2 separate regions of the Homo sapiens genome follow, and region 1 is linked to region 2. A link is a loop called in an ENCODE intact Hi-C map of the cell type or tissue named here. Cell type or tissue: heart left ventricle. All regions are shown on one strand.

Region 1 (8,000 bases), 260 kb before region 2:
GTGAACACACAAATGATAAGAAAACAAAACAGCCTTAGTACTGATAGGGAGAAAGTTTTAGTGGTCTGGATAGAAGATCAAAGCAGCCACAACATACCCTTAAGCCAAATCCTAATCCAGAGTAAGGTCCTAACTCTCTTTAATTCTGTGAATGCTGAGAGAGGTGAGGAAGCTACAGAAGAAAAGTTGAAAGCTAACAGAGTTTGTTTCATAAGGTTTAAAGAAAGAAGCCATCACCATAAAATAAAAGTGCAAGGTGTAGCAGCAAGTGCTGATGTAGAAGCATCAGCAAGTTATCCAGAAGATCTAGCTAAGATCATTGATGAAGGTGGCTTCACTAAATAACAGATTTTCAATGAAGACAAAACATCCTTCTATCGGAAGAAGAAGCATCTAGGATTTTCACAGCTAGAGAGGAGAATGCCTGGCTTCAAAGCCTCCAAGCAGAGGCTGACTCCCTTGTTAGGGGCTAAAGCAGCTGGTAACTTTAAGTTGAAGCCAGTGCTCATTGACCATTCTGAAAATCCTGGGGCCTTTAAGATGTATGCTAAATCTGTTCTGTCTGTGCTCCATAAATGGAATAAAACCTGTGTGACAGCACATCTGTTTGCAGCATGGTTTCTGAATATTTTAAGCCACGGTTAAGACTTACCATTCAGATAAAAAAGATTCCTTTCAAAATATTGTTTTTCGTTGACAATGCACCTGGTCACCCAAGAGCTCTGGTGGAGATGGACAAGGAATTAAATGTTTTCATAGCTGCTAATGGAACTCCATTCTGCAGCCCATGGATCAGAGAGTAATTTCAACTTTCAAGTGTTATTGTTTAAGAAATGTATTTCATAAGGCTACAGCTGCCATTGATATAGTGATTTCTCTGATAGATCTGGGCAAAGTAAATTGAAAACATTTTGGATAGGAATCACCATTCTAAATGCCATTAAGAATCTTCATGATTCATCAGAGGTGGTTAAAACCGTAACAATAAGAGGAGTTTGGAAGAAGTTGATTCCAACACTTATGGATGACTTTGATGGGTTCAGGACTTCAGTAGTGGAGGTAACTGCAGATGTGGTTAAACTATCAAGAGAACTAGAATTAGAAGTAGAACCTGAAGGTGGTTCATGCCTGTAATTCCAGCACTTTGGGAGGCCAAGATGGGCAGATTGCCTGAGGTCAGGAGTTCGAGATCAGCCTGGCCAATATGGTGAAACTCCATCTCTACTAAAAATACAAAAATTAGCTGAGTGTGGTGGCAGGTGCCTGTAATCCCAGCTACTTGGGAAGCTGATGCAGGAGAATTGCTTGAACCCAGGAGGCAGAGGTTGTAGTGAGCTGAGACAACACTATTGTACTCCAACCTGGGCGACAAGAGCAAAACTCCCATCTCAAAAAAAAAAAAAAAAAAAAAAAAAAAAAAAAAAAAAAAAAAGTAGAGCCTGAAAGTAGGACCGAATTGCTGCAATCTAATGATTAAACTTGAATGGATGACTAGTGGCTTCTTATGGATGAACAAATAAAGTCATTTCTTTTGATAGAATCTAGAATCTACTCCTGGTGAAGATTCCGTTAACATTATTTAAATGACAACAAAGGATTTAGGGTTTTACATAAACTTAGTTGATAAAGCAGTGGCAGGATTTGAGAGGATTGACTCCAATTTTGAAAGACACTCTACTGTGGGTAAAATGCCATCAAAAAGCATCACATGCTACAGAGAAATCTTTCATGAAGAGTCAACCGATGCAGCAAACATCATTGTTGTCTTATGTTAAGAAATTGGTTGTGAGGCACGGTGGCTCACTCCTGTAACTCTAGCAGGTTGGGAGGCCAAGGCGGGCGAATCACTTGAGGCTAGGAGTTCGAGACCAGCCTGGTTAACATGGTGAAATCCCGTCTATACTAGAAATACAAAAATTAGCCAGTCTTGGTGGCACACACCTGTAATCCCAGCTACTCGGGAGGCTAAGGCATGAGAATTGCTTGAACCCAGGAGGTGGAGGTTTCAGTGAGCCGAAGATCATGCCACAGCATTCCAGCCTGGGAGATAGAGCAAGACTCTGTCTCAAAAAAAAAAGGAAAAGAAAAAAAAGAAAAGAAAAGAAATTGGGCTGGTATGGTGGCTTATGTCTGTAATCCCAGCACTTTGGAAGGCTGAGGTGGTGGATCACTTGAGCTCAAGAAGTGTGAGACCAGCCTGGACAACATGGCGAAACCTCATCTCTAGAAAAAAATACAAAAATTAGCCAGGCATGGTGGCACACACCGGTAGTCCCAGCTACTTGGGATGCTGAGGTGGGAGGATCACCTGAGCCTGGGAGGCAGAGGTTGCAGTGAGCCAAGAAATTGCCACTGCACTCCAGCCTGGGCCATGGAGTGTGACCCTGTCTCAATTTTTTTTTTTTTAAAAAAAGAGGAAATTGCTACAGCCACCTCAGCCTTCAGCAATCACCACTGTGATCAATCAACAGCCATCAATATTGAGACTAGATTCTCCACTGGCAAAGAGATTAGGACTCCCTGAAGGCTTACATCAAGAATCCCCAAACCTCAAACCATAGACACAATAGGAGTTGAGCAGTGAGCCAGTGAGCATTACCGTCTGAGCTCTGCTTTCTTGCCTTCTGTCAGATCAGCGGCATCAGATTCTCATAAGAGCCTGATGATCTGAGGTGGAACAGTTTCACCCTGAAATCATCCCCTGTCAAGAGACCACTGGAGACGATTGTCAGCATTTTTTAGCAATAAAGTATTTTTTTTTTCATTGAGGCATGTGCATTTTTTAAGACATAATGCTATTGCAGACTTAATTGACTACAGTGTAGTGTAAGCATAGCTTTTATATGCATTGAGAAACCTGAAAATTTGTGTGACTTGCCATATTGCGACAATATGGTTTTATTGGTTTTATTGTTGTGATCTGAACTGAATCCACAACATGTTCAATGTATTCCTGGCATGTTTTTATAACATTTCAATCTTTGAGACCAAAGGACCTCTCTTGTTTCAGTTGCAAAAGTATGTCTGTTTTGGTGCCTGTAAATACATTTACAAATCTGATGCCTTCAGGATGCTTACAGGCAGTCCTTTGTCTCCAGTTAAGCTTTTTCTTTTCTTTAAGTTTTCAGTAGAATATTCCAGGAATCTCTGCATACTTCAGGAGTTTGCAAGGTTAGTTTTTTGTTTTAATACTTACCTGAACAGTCGAACCATTTTCTAATGCTCATCTAACCAAACAACTACTTTATTTATTGTTCTGCCTGACCTGTAATGTAATCTGCATGATGCGCTGGCTGTTTTCTGATTCAGACTACATATTTCAGATTGGATCTACTTGTTGTATTTTTTTTTTCTCCTGCAACCTGAAGGCCAGGCAGAGAGGGTTCATTGAAATCTAGGATTTGTTAGATTGTATTTTAATCAGTTTCACAGCATACCCTCCTTCTCCCAAGCCTATTGCCCAATCTCAGAATGAGATCAAAATAAACTGAAATTGTCCTTACTCACTTTCACAAAGTTGCTAGTTAGAAGCAAAATGTCCAATCCATCCTGTAGGAAGAAGAGAGGGACCCAGCAATGGGCCCAGTTAATCTGTAAATTGCATATTTAACGTAGGAATAATCATGGCTCTTGTTATTGAGATCTTTTCAGTACATTTGGTGGAAGTAAACTGTTTGTGTCCTCCAGTGGTTGATGAGATCCGCTTCTTGCCTTGCTTTCCTCTCCTGGGCATTTATTTGCTAAGCAGATTGATCTATTTAGTGCATCTGTGTCTGGGTGGGTGATGTCTCCACTACTACAGTACACTCTTCTGTATTTATTATTTCACTAACAATTACTTCCACTTTCTCAATTTTCCCTTCTCTGGCTTGTTCTCATGCTCTTATCTTGCCATAACTTAAGTTTTCTTCTCTCCTCCTCATTGCATATTCCCCTTCATTGGCAACTTACAAGTACTTACATCACCTTGTGATGACTCACACTTTCTGTTGATAATGAAAAGTGATCATGTTCTAGAGAGCAGAGCCCATGCTCTGGAGGCAGCCTGCCAAGGGTTGAATCCTGGCTCTTGGCTCTACCACCCATCAGCTCACTAGCACTGTGAACTTGGACAAGTTTTTTAACCTCTCCTTGCCTACCTTTCCACATCTGAAAAATGCAATACTCTAGTTCCCACCTCATAGAGATGCTGTGAAGATTAAAGGAGTTATTCTACATTGTGGATTTAGAACGATTCGTGGCACGTAGTAAGTGCTCAACAACTGTTAGCCATTGTTATTACTTAATTTCATTTAGCTCAGTTGTATGACCATTCATTCAGCCTTCTATTAGCATTCTATTTTTCTGGCAACACCTATTGATATCCCAGATAATTAATTTTCTTTTTTTGTAATGCATTTAGAAAATGCTGCTCTTTGAAGTAAGTTAAGTGTTGCCTTTTTCTCTGTTATTTTGCAAGGAGGACAGCTTGAGTTGGAATATCTAGAAGTAAAAATCTCTCTGTTATGGTCAAATACCTCTTAGTATCCCTCAGCCAATGGGTGTGATTTTTACTTCTTCCCCCGACCAATCTAATGGAGTTCAACATCTTGCTACTGCAGGTGTCACCTGCTTACTATTAATAGCAGCATGGTCAATACCCAGGAGGTTGTAGAAATGCAGATCAGAGGACACACTGCAGACCAACTGTATGATAATCTATAGTCTAACAAGATATCCATGTTATTCTTAAGGCTATTAAAATTTGAGAAGCACTATACCAACATTTCTAGGTCTAGAGCACCATAATTCTGCTCTAGGGAAATAGGAAGAAACCAACCTGAATTCCATTTTAATAACACATAATATTGACTATTTCTATAATTTAGCACTTTAAGCCCTATGAGATTTCCTGGAAAACCTATGTTGGCATTCTCTTGGGTGTAATTGTTATCGATTAATGTCATGATTAAAAGTACGGCTTAGGTCTACTGGGAGTTTTAGCTCACTGAAAGGAAAAAAAAACACCTCATTGATCTGAAGCCCTCAGTCAGTCATTCTTAGCTTTTCAGAAAATACTTCAGATAAATAGCAATAATGTTAGCACTGAGAGGTTTGTCTCAGGGGATGATCTTTCTAACAATGACTTGCATTGATTAAGTTCATTGCTTTTTAACTGTTCACTTTGTTACTGTGGTAACTCTATTTTAAACATTAGGATGCATTTTTTTTTTTTTTAGTTGGATTGTGTATGGGTAAAGTAGCACAAGGAGGCATATTTGGGCTTCTTGTACTACTGGTGAATTACTTGTTGAGAGTCTAATGCTCCTGTTTTCTAAATACTGCTTTGTTGAGACAAGATTCTGGAAAAAGAAGACATTGGACATGTTCGTGGGTTAGACAGCATTAAGAAAAGTCAGGCAACTGTTATGATTCTTGGTATCAGTGTCAGCTCTCAAGAAAGGACTAAAAGTGCTAGATTTACTAGCTGGAGAACATTGCTTTTTGAACAGTTTACTCTTGGGAATCTTGTATAACAATGTTGTTAGATTGTTCTCTTGCCTTTTGCATACATTTTTTTTTTTTTTTTTAGTTTCGTTCTTGTTGCCCATACTGGAGTATAATGGCCTGATCTCGGCTCATTGCAACCTTCGCCTTCTGAGTTCAAGCAATTCTCCTGCCTCAGCCTCCCCAGTAGCTGGGATTACAGGCGCCAACCACCATGCCCGGCTAATTTTTGTATTTTTAGTAGAGATGGGGTTTTGCCATGTTGGCCAGGCTGGTTTCAAACTCCTGACCTCAGGTGATCCGCCCCCCTCGGCCTCCCAAAGTGCTGGGATTACAGGTGTGAGCCACTGCACCCGGCCGCATACATTTGTTTTTATGGGTGGTTGAAACGTTTAGAAAATCTTCAGCTCACTGCTTACTGTGGTTACAGGATAGCAAGAAAGATAAAGAGATTGGGTTTAGGCATTTTGAATTTGGCTTTAAATGAACCCAGTTGCAGATGTTAAATGGTGATATTAAGTCAGTCTAAGCATTAATATAAAATGATGTTCAAAAGTTATAGAACAGCATATAAATAATTGAAAAACAAAAGATCATTATTTTACCCCTAATTACTAGCCTTGGAGTATGGGTCAACCTTTCCACATCCCTCACCTTTCACATGCAATGAGATGCTCAGTGAATCCCAATAATTATCCTTTTCTTAGAGTCTCAAGTTCTTATCCTCTGTTTTTATTAAAACAGCTGTGTTTCCAGCTTGGATTATTTTTACCTCCTACTTAAACTGTTGCAATTCATGGGTCATTTACTCCTTCAGAGTTACCAACTATGTTTTTAACAAGTTGAGTATGCTAATATAGAGTTACAATTTTGATATTAACTAGACAAAAAAATTAAAACTTGGTGACTTCTCATTGTCAGTAAACAAAAAAATCATTTCCCAATCTGGTCAATTAAAATTCCCCAAAATGGTCATAGTTTACCTTAAAATATTCTTGCTAGACCTTCCTAAGTATGAACCTTGTGTGCCATCAAAATGAGACTGTTTATTCTAGTCCATATGTACATTGTATTTCACAATATTTGGACCTTAGCTCTGTTTTTCCCTCCATCTGGAATGGTCTACTCATAATTTCTGCCCACTGAAATACTTCTTATCCTTAATCCTTTTCCTTAAGCCTGTGGGTCCTTTCAGCCCTGAACACTCAGGTATGAACCAAATACTACCATTTGGGAGGGATATATAGAGGATAGTCTTGCATGGCTTTTGACCTGGCCTGTCTCATGTCCGGCTCATTGAAATGCAGTTTCTGGTTCTCAGATTTTAAGTTCCAGAAACTTCATTTTTAAAATAAAACCAGAGTTGCTATAGTTCCTAGAAGATAAATCCAGGCTAGTAAGCCTCACAAAATATTTTTATGGACTGGAGTGCCTGTATACTAACTTAGAGTGAGTGATGTGCTTTTCTTGGATATTGCCTTTCTGCAACAAGATGTCTGCAAAGCAGATTCAGAAACTGGAAAGTTGCTCAATTGGCTCAGAATTGAAACATAAGGAATTGGTTGGTCTTGAAGGATATTCCATCCAGGTTATGGGAAAATCTTATTGAGTCACCTGATAAGATTCTTTTCCTTGGATAATTTGATGTAAACACTGGTGGATTCCTCAGGTTCCAATCTTTTATCTGTTGCTCCAACTGACTGAATTACAGTTCTCCTTTACATCTTCCATTCTGATAGTATCATTCTAAAGATGTCACTTTGTTACCTTGTTTTAAATTTAGCAACTTCCTATCCTTGTCAATTAACTTGTAAAGTAATCCAGGTCTAGAAAACCACATTTAGATCTATCTAATCCATCTACTGTGGTGCAAAAATCTTTGGATGGCTGTTCTCATACATCATGTGTTTGCTTTTGAGCCTTTATAGTCTCATAATGTGCTTTTTATCTGAACTTACACAAGAATTATTAAATTGCCTTGTGCATTAGATGTATTGTCTTCTTCCTTTCTTAATCTATTTGTATTATGGTTATTGGCAAACTGGCCTTATTTACTATCAGGTCTAAATTTCTTAAAAGCTGGGACTATTACTTATTCTTGTTTGTTTTTTCTGTAGTCTCAAGTAGAGTCACATCTTTTTTTTTTCAGAAATGTAGCTTTACATTCTTCATTTATTTATTAATTCTCTCCTTCCCTCTTTCCCACCCTCTCTCCCTTCCTTTCTTCCTTCGCTCCTTTCTTCCTTCCTTTCACAGGCATTTATGAAACATATACTATTTGCCAGGAATGTATTAATGTCTGAGATTACAGGTATAAAAGATGTAGACCCAGGCCGGGCCTGGTGGCTCATGCCTGTAATCCCAGCACTTTGGGAGGCTGAGGCGGGTGGATCACCTGAGGTCAGGAGTTTGAGACCAGCCTGACCAACATGGAGAAACCCCGTCTCTACTAAAAATACAAAATTAGCCAGGTGTGTTGGCGCATGCCTGTGATCCCAGCTACTGGGGATGCT
Region 2 (8,000 bases):
TGGAGGTTGCGGTGAGCCGAGATCACGCCATTGCACTCCAGCCTGGCCAACAAGAGTGAAACTCTGTCTCAAAAAAAAAAAAAAAAAAAAAAAAAAAAAAAGCATATTCTCTCACAGTTGCTTCAGGCCAGAAGTCCAAAATAAAAATGTGAGCAGGGCTGTGCTTTCTCTGACAGCTCCAGCATAGAATTATTCCTTTCTTCCTTCCTCCGTCTTCTGGTGGCTCCGAGAGCTCCTTGGCTTACGGCAGAATAACTAGAATCTCTGTTTCAGTCTTTACATGGCCTTCTTATCTGTCTCTCTTCTGTTTGTCTCTCATAAGGACATGTGCCGTTAAACACAGGGCCCACCCTGCCAGAATGGCCTTATCTTGTGACCTTTAACTAAATTACATCTGCAAAGATCATTTTGCTAAATAAGGTCACATTCACAGATTCAAGTGGTTAGGCTGTGGATACATCTTTTTTGAGAAACACAAATCAAACCACTACAGCTCAGAAAATGGATAATAAACTGAGTTGGAAAAATGAACTTTTCTAGTGAAGTTTTACTAAATTGGTGGAATTAGGGTAAGTAGAAAATAATTTTTAAAAATCTGGTTATATTTCAGTATATATAATAATTTTAACAAAGCTAACAATCTACTAAGTGAATTATAATAGTGAAATGAGAACGGTGTCCTACAAATTTGAAAGCAATCTCTTTTTTTTCTTTTTTTTTTTTCCTTAGGGATACTTTTTAGCAAATATTTTTTCTTTTTTGAGACAAGATCTCAATCTGTCACCCAGGCTGGAATGCCGTGGCGTGATCCTGGCTTACTGCAGCCTTGACCTCCTGGGTTTAAGAGATCTTCCTGCTTCAGTCTCCCAAGTAGCTGAAACTACAGGTTCATGCCATTACACCCGACTAATTTTTGTATATTTTGTACAGTTGGGGTTTTGCCAAGTTGGCCAGGCTGATCTCGAACTCCTGAGCTCAGGCAGTCTGCCTGCCTTGGCCTCCCAAAGTGTTATGATTACAGGTATGGGCCACTGTGTCTGGCCGCAAAAACTTTCATCACAGGTAAAATCAATTAGAGTTGAAACCTTTTGAATAAAATAATCACAAATAAGTTTAGTTTTAATTATAAAATATAATGCATATATTTTAAAATTAAATGAGAAAGTCCATAGTTAAGTAATTAAAACTCACCTGAATTCATTTGGAGAATTGCTCATTTCAACACAAATTTCTATAGGTTAATATTATTTCCTATACTGGCAGAAGTTCCCATTTTGATGAGATTAAGAGGGGATAAGAGAACATTAAGTTCTTAAATCTTGACTTACAATATCACAGATATATCAGAATATCAGTAATTTCACAGTGTTGGCTAATTAAACTAAAATTGATTGCCTTTTATATTATAACATAATTCACACAAGCAACTTGAAGTCTTTCAATGCCTACATATGTAAGTTAAGTTTTGGTCTAAAGAATTCTCAGCCACTCTCAGAGTAAATCAGTAGACGATCATAATGTGCTTTTAATTATATCCATTAATATTCATTTGGAAAAAGTATATCATAGTTTCTATTTCAAGAACAAAAGCTGGAACATTAAATCTTGCTTTTGTTTAGAACATTCAGTTGAAGATTAATCTTTTCAAGACCTTTTCTCTGAGGAGATCATTGTGCTTTAATAATTCTGTTACTGAAATGTAACAGATTTGCTCTATTGAATTATGGACCAGTTCTCTAGGGAGTGTCCTATTTAGACCAAAGGTGAGTGATTTTAACTTGGTTTAATAATTTGCTTCATCATTTTCCTGAGACTACATGAGCATGGGGAATTAACCAAAGGATATGATCGAAACAATAACCAACATGGAGTGTCCATGGTTTAATAGCCACAGGCAAAATCACGGGACCCCCAGTCCTGACATCCACCCATCAATAATGTGTGCATGCTTTTATTTAACTCTTACTATGTGCCAGCCACTGTCAGCACCCTACATGCATTAAGTGTTGCAATATTCATAACAGCTCTATCATTTTCATGTCCATTTTATAGATGGGAAAACTGAGTAGAGAGAATAAATAACGTACAGTGAGAAAGTGACAATGCCAACGAGCTGGTTTGGATTCAGGCTCCTTTCAATCCGTTTATGAAATCTCAGAAGGTTTCTCACGTTACCTCCTCAAAAGTCAGACTTGCTTTTTAGGAGCCTCCTGGGGTCTGTCTCTGTGGAGGCCCCCTAAAGGAGACCTCCTGGAGTCTCTGGGACTCTGTGTAGTCTCCCTCATGGAGACTAGGAGGCTGCATTTTGTCAGTGTTCCCGGCGTGGCTACTTCTCCTGTTGTCTTGAGACAGAGGCAGTCAAGGTGGGACTTCTGCTTTACCCCAGCGTCCTTGGCCACTAGCAGAATACCTTCTCCTCATTCCAGTTACATTCACTTACTGAGACATAGTGTATCTTGTGCTCTAGTTTCTACCCAGCTTTTGTTGTATAACGTTTTCCTTTGGCCCCACAAGTGCTCTTAGACCCATCACTCCGGGAATAAAGGACAGTCAGTCACAATGGAGATAACAGGGGGGCAGTAAATAGTGTAGTGAAGTGTGGGGGAGTGAGAGGAAGGGTGGGATGGTGGAGTGAGACGTAGAGAAGTCAGGGTGAAAGTGGAGCAAGATTAATTATATAATGTGCTCCTCAGTGTGCTAGCTGCTTCACACAGGTAACTAATTTAACCCTAACATTCTGTGAAATAGCTATGCTACATCAGTGGGTATAAATGAAATCACCAAGATCACCTAATAAAGCTAGAAAAAGGCATAGCAAAGTTCCTGACAATTTTATGGGTCTGGCTGAATTCTGTAAGTTCAGAATTTGAATATATAAAAACAACAACATATTGCTCTGATAAAGTGATCCATAGACTATCTGTTTAGGAAGAATGGTGTGAGAAACATTAAATAAAAATGAAGATAATTATAATACCATGTGCCAAGTGCAATTATGCTATTGGGTTAGGTCTAGGTGTGAAGGTTGACTGAGCTTTCTTTGTTGGGGGGATAAAGCAGATCACATTTAACAGTTTTATTCTAACATTGCTTTTTACTTAATATTACATCACAAACATTTTCCATGAAAGTATTTATTTGAAAATGCCATTTACATAGCTGCGAAAACTTCTCTCTCTCTCTCTCTTTTTTTGAGACAGTGTCACCTGGCTCTGTTGCTCAGGCTGGAGTGCTGTGGTGGAATCTCGGCTCACTACACTCTCCGCCTCCTGGGTCCAAGTGATTCTCCTGCCTCGGCCTCCCAAGTAGCTGGGATTACAGGCATGCGCCGCCACACCTGGGTAATTTTTTGTATTTTTAGTAGAGACAGGGTTTCACCATGTTGGTGAGGCTAGTCTCAAGCTCCCAATCTCAAGTGATCGGCCCGCCTTGGCCTCCCAAAGTGCTAGGATTACAGGCATGAGCCACCATGCCTGGCCACTGCAAAACATTCTTAGAGTTTTAAGTTTTCTGTTTTTTTCTATTATAAATAATATTTACAAAATGTTAGATCAACTTTTTCACGACTTCATTTTTAGAAATGGAGTTGACAAATACAGGAATATGAATTTTCTAAGGTATTTAATACATTATGCCAAAAGCTTCCAGAAAGTATGTCAATTTACAACCCCAGGAGTAGTAGCCGGATAACAAAAAGTAGCATAGGCCAAGCCAAAGAAGGGTGGGAGAATATGGTTAAGTTTGGGGAAAGGGAATGGAGAAGTAGAGACCAAAGAAGTGGGTAGGATCCAGATGATGAAGGGTGCAGAGAAACAAGAGAATAGATACTAAGCAGTCCCAGGTTTCAGCCTTGGGTTAACAGGAGGGAAATCGGATGAAAGGAGGAGGTCTTTTGGGAGAAAAACAATGAGCTCAGTTTTGAATATATTAATTATAAATTATGTATGGCACATCCAAATGGATATTTTAGATTTTCTTATCTAGGACTCAAGAGGTCAGGCCTTCAGATGTAGATTATTAAATATTAGATTGAAAACTGGCCAGGCACAGTGGCTCACACCTGTAATCCCAGCACTTTGGGAGGCCAAAGCGGGTGGATCATTTGAGGTCAGGAGTTCTAGACCAGCCTGACCAACATGGTGAAACCCTGTCTCTACTAAAAATACAAAAAAAAAAATTAGCTGGGCATGGTGGTGCACGCCTGTAGTCCCAGCTACTTGGGAGGCTGAGGCAGGAGAATGGCATGAACCCGGGAGGCAGAGGTTGCAGTGAGCTGAAATCATGCCACTTCACTCCAGCCTGGGTGACAGAGCAAGACTCCATCTCAAAAAAGAAAAAAAGAAAACTAATTGATCTCTCAAACTACATTATAGGGAAAATAAAAGATCACAGAGTGTTGGAAACAACAATATTAAGAAGAAGTCTTATAATCTAGCTGCTCCAAACTAAAAATTTTTGAAATATAAATAGCTGTAATTTTGTGATAACTAGTACTAATCATATAATCACATAATGGTTCTGAATTTGTAGAGCAATAACTCCCATTTTCCGATTGACTCGTGTATACATATCAAATGAATTTAAAACGCTGTGAAAGACACCCAATAATTTTGATTTTAAAATATATATTTGGGATTTAAGAAATTCAATTTTGCTCTAAAACAGAAAAATTTATAATAAATTAGAATAGTAACATGATACATCATTTCAAGTACTAGGAATTTGGGGTAATTACCAATTTTTGAGAAATTAGTATAATTTTGCTATTCTCTAGCCAGCAGACAATCATAAAAAAGCTCCCCCCTCCCTCCCCAGCCCCACCCGCTTGCTACAAGACACTTTCTCTTCTGGAAGAGCCCATCTGAATGATGTAGATTTGTATACTTTGCCACCTTGTGGTCATTTTAGTTATTTGCATGACTCCATCTGTGTTGTGGCCTAAAGATGTTCCTGTTAAAATGGCTCCATGTTCTTATATACAGTATTTAATTAACAACAATACCAGCAAAACTATATTAGAATAAACTTGAACAACAGTGACAAAAAGTTGATGATGGCCAAGATGAATGCCTATCTGATGGCTTTATTATGGGCTGATGTATCTGCTTGACACCCTTTTCTGAACCGTTCTTAAGTATTTTTTCCACATATTGCTATAGTCATTATTTTGACACTGAATAAATGTCAGTAACAATAAGAAAAAGGCATAATCTCCTTTTGAAATTCACTAAGGTTTTTTTTTTTCACTACAGGTTTTAAATAGAAAAGCTCATGGCTTCATATATATGTAGCATATTGTTAATAAATTAAGAGAATATTCTGCAAAACTCAAACTAAAGCATCAATGAACACTTAGGTTAATCTGTAGTTTCCATGTTTTCTGATTCAATCCATATGAAACAAATGTGTAGGGGAAATGCATTTTTGAAATATTTCTAGTGGTACAGTGGCCATTGCCAGATAACTAATGTGGACAGATGCATTTTTAAAAGGTTTGGGCTACTTGCAAGATAATAATTACTGCATGTTTTATATATTTTTGTTCCATTTTCTGATTGTTTTTCACAAGATATTTAATATTTTCTTTCTCTTTCTTTCTGTCTCCTTCCTTCCTACCTTCCACTGTTTCTTTCCCTTTCTCTTTCTTTTTTGAGAGCTTCTCGCTCTGTCGCCTAGGCTGAAGTGCAGTGGTGCCATCATAGCCCACGGCAGCCTTGACCTCCTGGGCTCAACTAATCCTCCTGCATTACCCTTCTGAGTAGTTGGGATGATAGGCATGCATCACAATGCTTGGATATTTTATTTATTTATTTTTTTATGTTTTGCAGAGATTGAGGTCTTGTTTTGTTACCCAGTCTCATCTCTAACTTCTGACTTCAAGTGATCCTCCCACCTCTGCCTCCCAAAATGGCTGGGATTACAGGTATGAGTCATCATGCTGGCCCGATATTTTCTATATTTGAAAATCTACAAAATATTCAAGCATTTGTCTTAAAAGCTACTCAAAGAGCATCATCTTGGTTTTATTGGTCTTTCTAAAGTATAAATAGAGAGGTTTTCACAATTCGAAGTCAATAGTTCCTTGTATCTTAAGGAAATAAAGTGGGTTTTGAATAAGAGTTTCATAGTCAGGTCATTCTTTTTTTTTTTTTTTTTGAGGCAGAGTTTCGCTCTTGTTGCCTAGGCTGGAGTGCAATGGTGCAAGCTGGGCTCACTGCAACCTCTGCCTCCTGGGTTCAAGAGATTCTCCTGCCTCAGCCTCCTGAGTAGCTGGGATTATAGGCACCCACCACCACACCCAGCTAATTTTTTGTATTTTTGGTAGAAATGGGGTTTCACCTTGTTGGCCAGGCTGGTCTCGAACTCCTGACCTCAGGTGATCCATCCCAAAGTGCTAGGATTACAGACATGAGCCACTGCTCCCAGCCAGTCAGATCATTCTTAAGCTGAATTTTTTTTCTCACAATACAGGCAATATTAAAATTTAGTAAGATGAACTGCTGTACTTAATTTTTTTTTTTACTTTTTATTCATTATAAAAACTGCTTACACTTTGGACTCATTTAAGCTTTGGTAACAGGATTGAAATAAAATATATTTACTCGTGTTATTCAGTTGAAAGGACTTGCCTTAAAGTTACACCAGTAGGCAGGGCACAGTGGCACATGCCTGTAATCCCAGCACTTTGGGAGGCTGAGGCAGGCAGATCACCAGAGGTCAGGAGTTCAAGACCAGCCTGGCCAACATGGTGAAACCCCATCTCTACTAAAAATACACAAATTAGCTGGGTGTGGTGGCAGGCGCCTGTAGTCCCACTACTTGGGAGGCTGAGGCAGGAGAACCGCTTGAACCCGGGAGGTGGAGGTTTCAGTGAGCCGAGATCACGCCACCGCACTCTAGTCTGGGCAACGAAGAGTGAAACTCTGTCTCAAAAAAAAAAAAAAACCAAAAAAAAGTTACACCAGTAGTATGGAGCCATGCACAACTCTTGAAAACACACAGCCTTGCCTACAAAAGTTAAATATGGGGAGAGAGATTGTCGTTTGCTTGCTATTACTAGAAAACCAATCCAAATTACAGGTGCTAACAACATTAGGTCCATAGCACCTATTATAAATGATAGGCTCTCAAGAATTACTTTGGTTCAGGTGTCCAGTAAAGACCGAATTGCCATCAGAATCATCAAGTAGCCAAGATATATGGGCTTTTGCCCCTTATTTGTTTCCAATTACCCCCAGGCTTTAATTGGAATGGGGAGAGAGAGTTCTTCTTAGAGGACAGATTGTCTTCTGCTACATATTGGAAACAAATTTTAGTATCTTGTTTAACTCTGTATTGGGGAGGAAGGATTTTTCCTTATAGAATAAGGAGGCTTTACTTATGCAGTGAAGATGGCCATAATGGGAATACATTGAAAAACATAAGGATAAAAAGGGATAAAAGGAATCAGTTTTATTCACATACCGGGCATATTTTATGCAAAAATAGTAGCTTCATTCACACGTAAGTCACATTACATATGATATAAGAAATACTTTTAATTCAAAAAATATCGTGGTTCATATGACAGCTGGATTTAAATCCCAGCTGGACTGCTTTCTATCCAGACAAGTTATTAAATCTCTTCAAGTCTCAGCTTTGTCATATGTAATATAAAAATAATGATAAATTACCTCGAGTGAACTCATAAATACACAGATGTATTAGTCAGGATAGGATAGACTGTGCCATGGTAACAAATAAAACCCAAAGTCTCAGTGGCTTAACACAAAAAAGCATTATCCCATTATCCTTTCAAAATTCCAAAATCCTTTCAGGCTTTACACACACATGTTTATATAAATTTAAATGATTACACAGGTTTTCAATAAATGCTGTTTTCTTCTCCTTTGAGATTCTACTCATTTCTCTTCCACTCAAGTAAACATGCAATTTGGGAACAAGAATGACACTGTAGAAATAAACTTTTCTGTTCTAATTTCTTTGAAATGTAAACCATT

Evidence for each region. Hi-C counts contacts between places; a loop is a spot of excess contacts. Peaks named below come from ENCODE experiments on the same cell type or tissue, not always from the same donor. Only the 100,000 strongest peaks of a DNase experiment are listed, where the experiment ranks them.
Region 1: a loop joins it to region 2, with 2.8 times the contacts of the local background. A loop is called at or near these places in 3 of 110 quality-filtered maps.

What each region holds. Positions count from the first base shown.
Region 1 is chr14:29,801,806-29,809,805 of GRCh38, reverse strand. The region is part of intron 1 of PRKD1 (protein kinase D1); the gene reads left to right. Among named protein-coding and RNA genes, the nearest start is that of PRKD1, 120 kb to the left of the region's middle. In heart left ventricle, no CTCF peak of the experiment used is centred here; a DNase peak (open chromatin) is centred at 4,055.
Region 2 is chr14:29,545,949-29,553,948 of GRCh38, reverse strand. No RefSeq gene overlaps it. Among named protein-coding and RNA genes, the nearest start is that of PRKD1, 380 kb to the left of the region's middle. In heart left ventricle, CTCF peaks have their summits at 4,689 and 4,899 (motif pointing left); no DNase peak of the experiment used is centred here.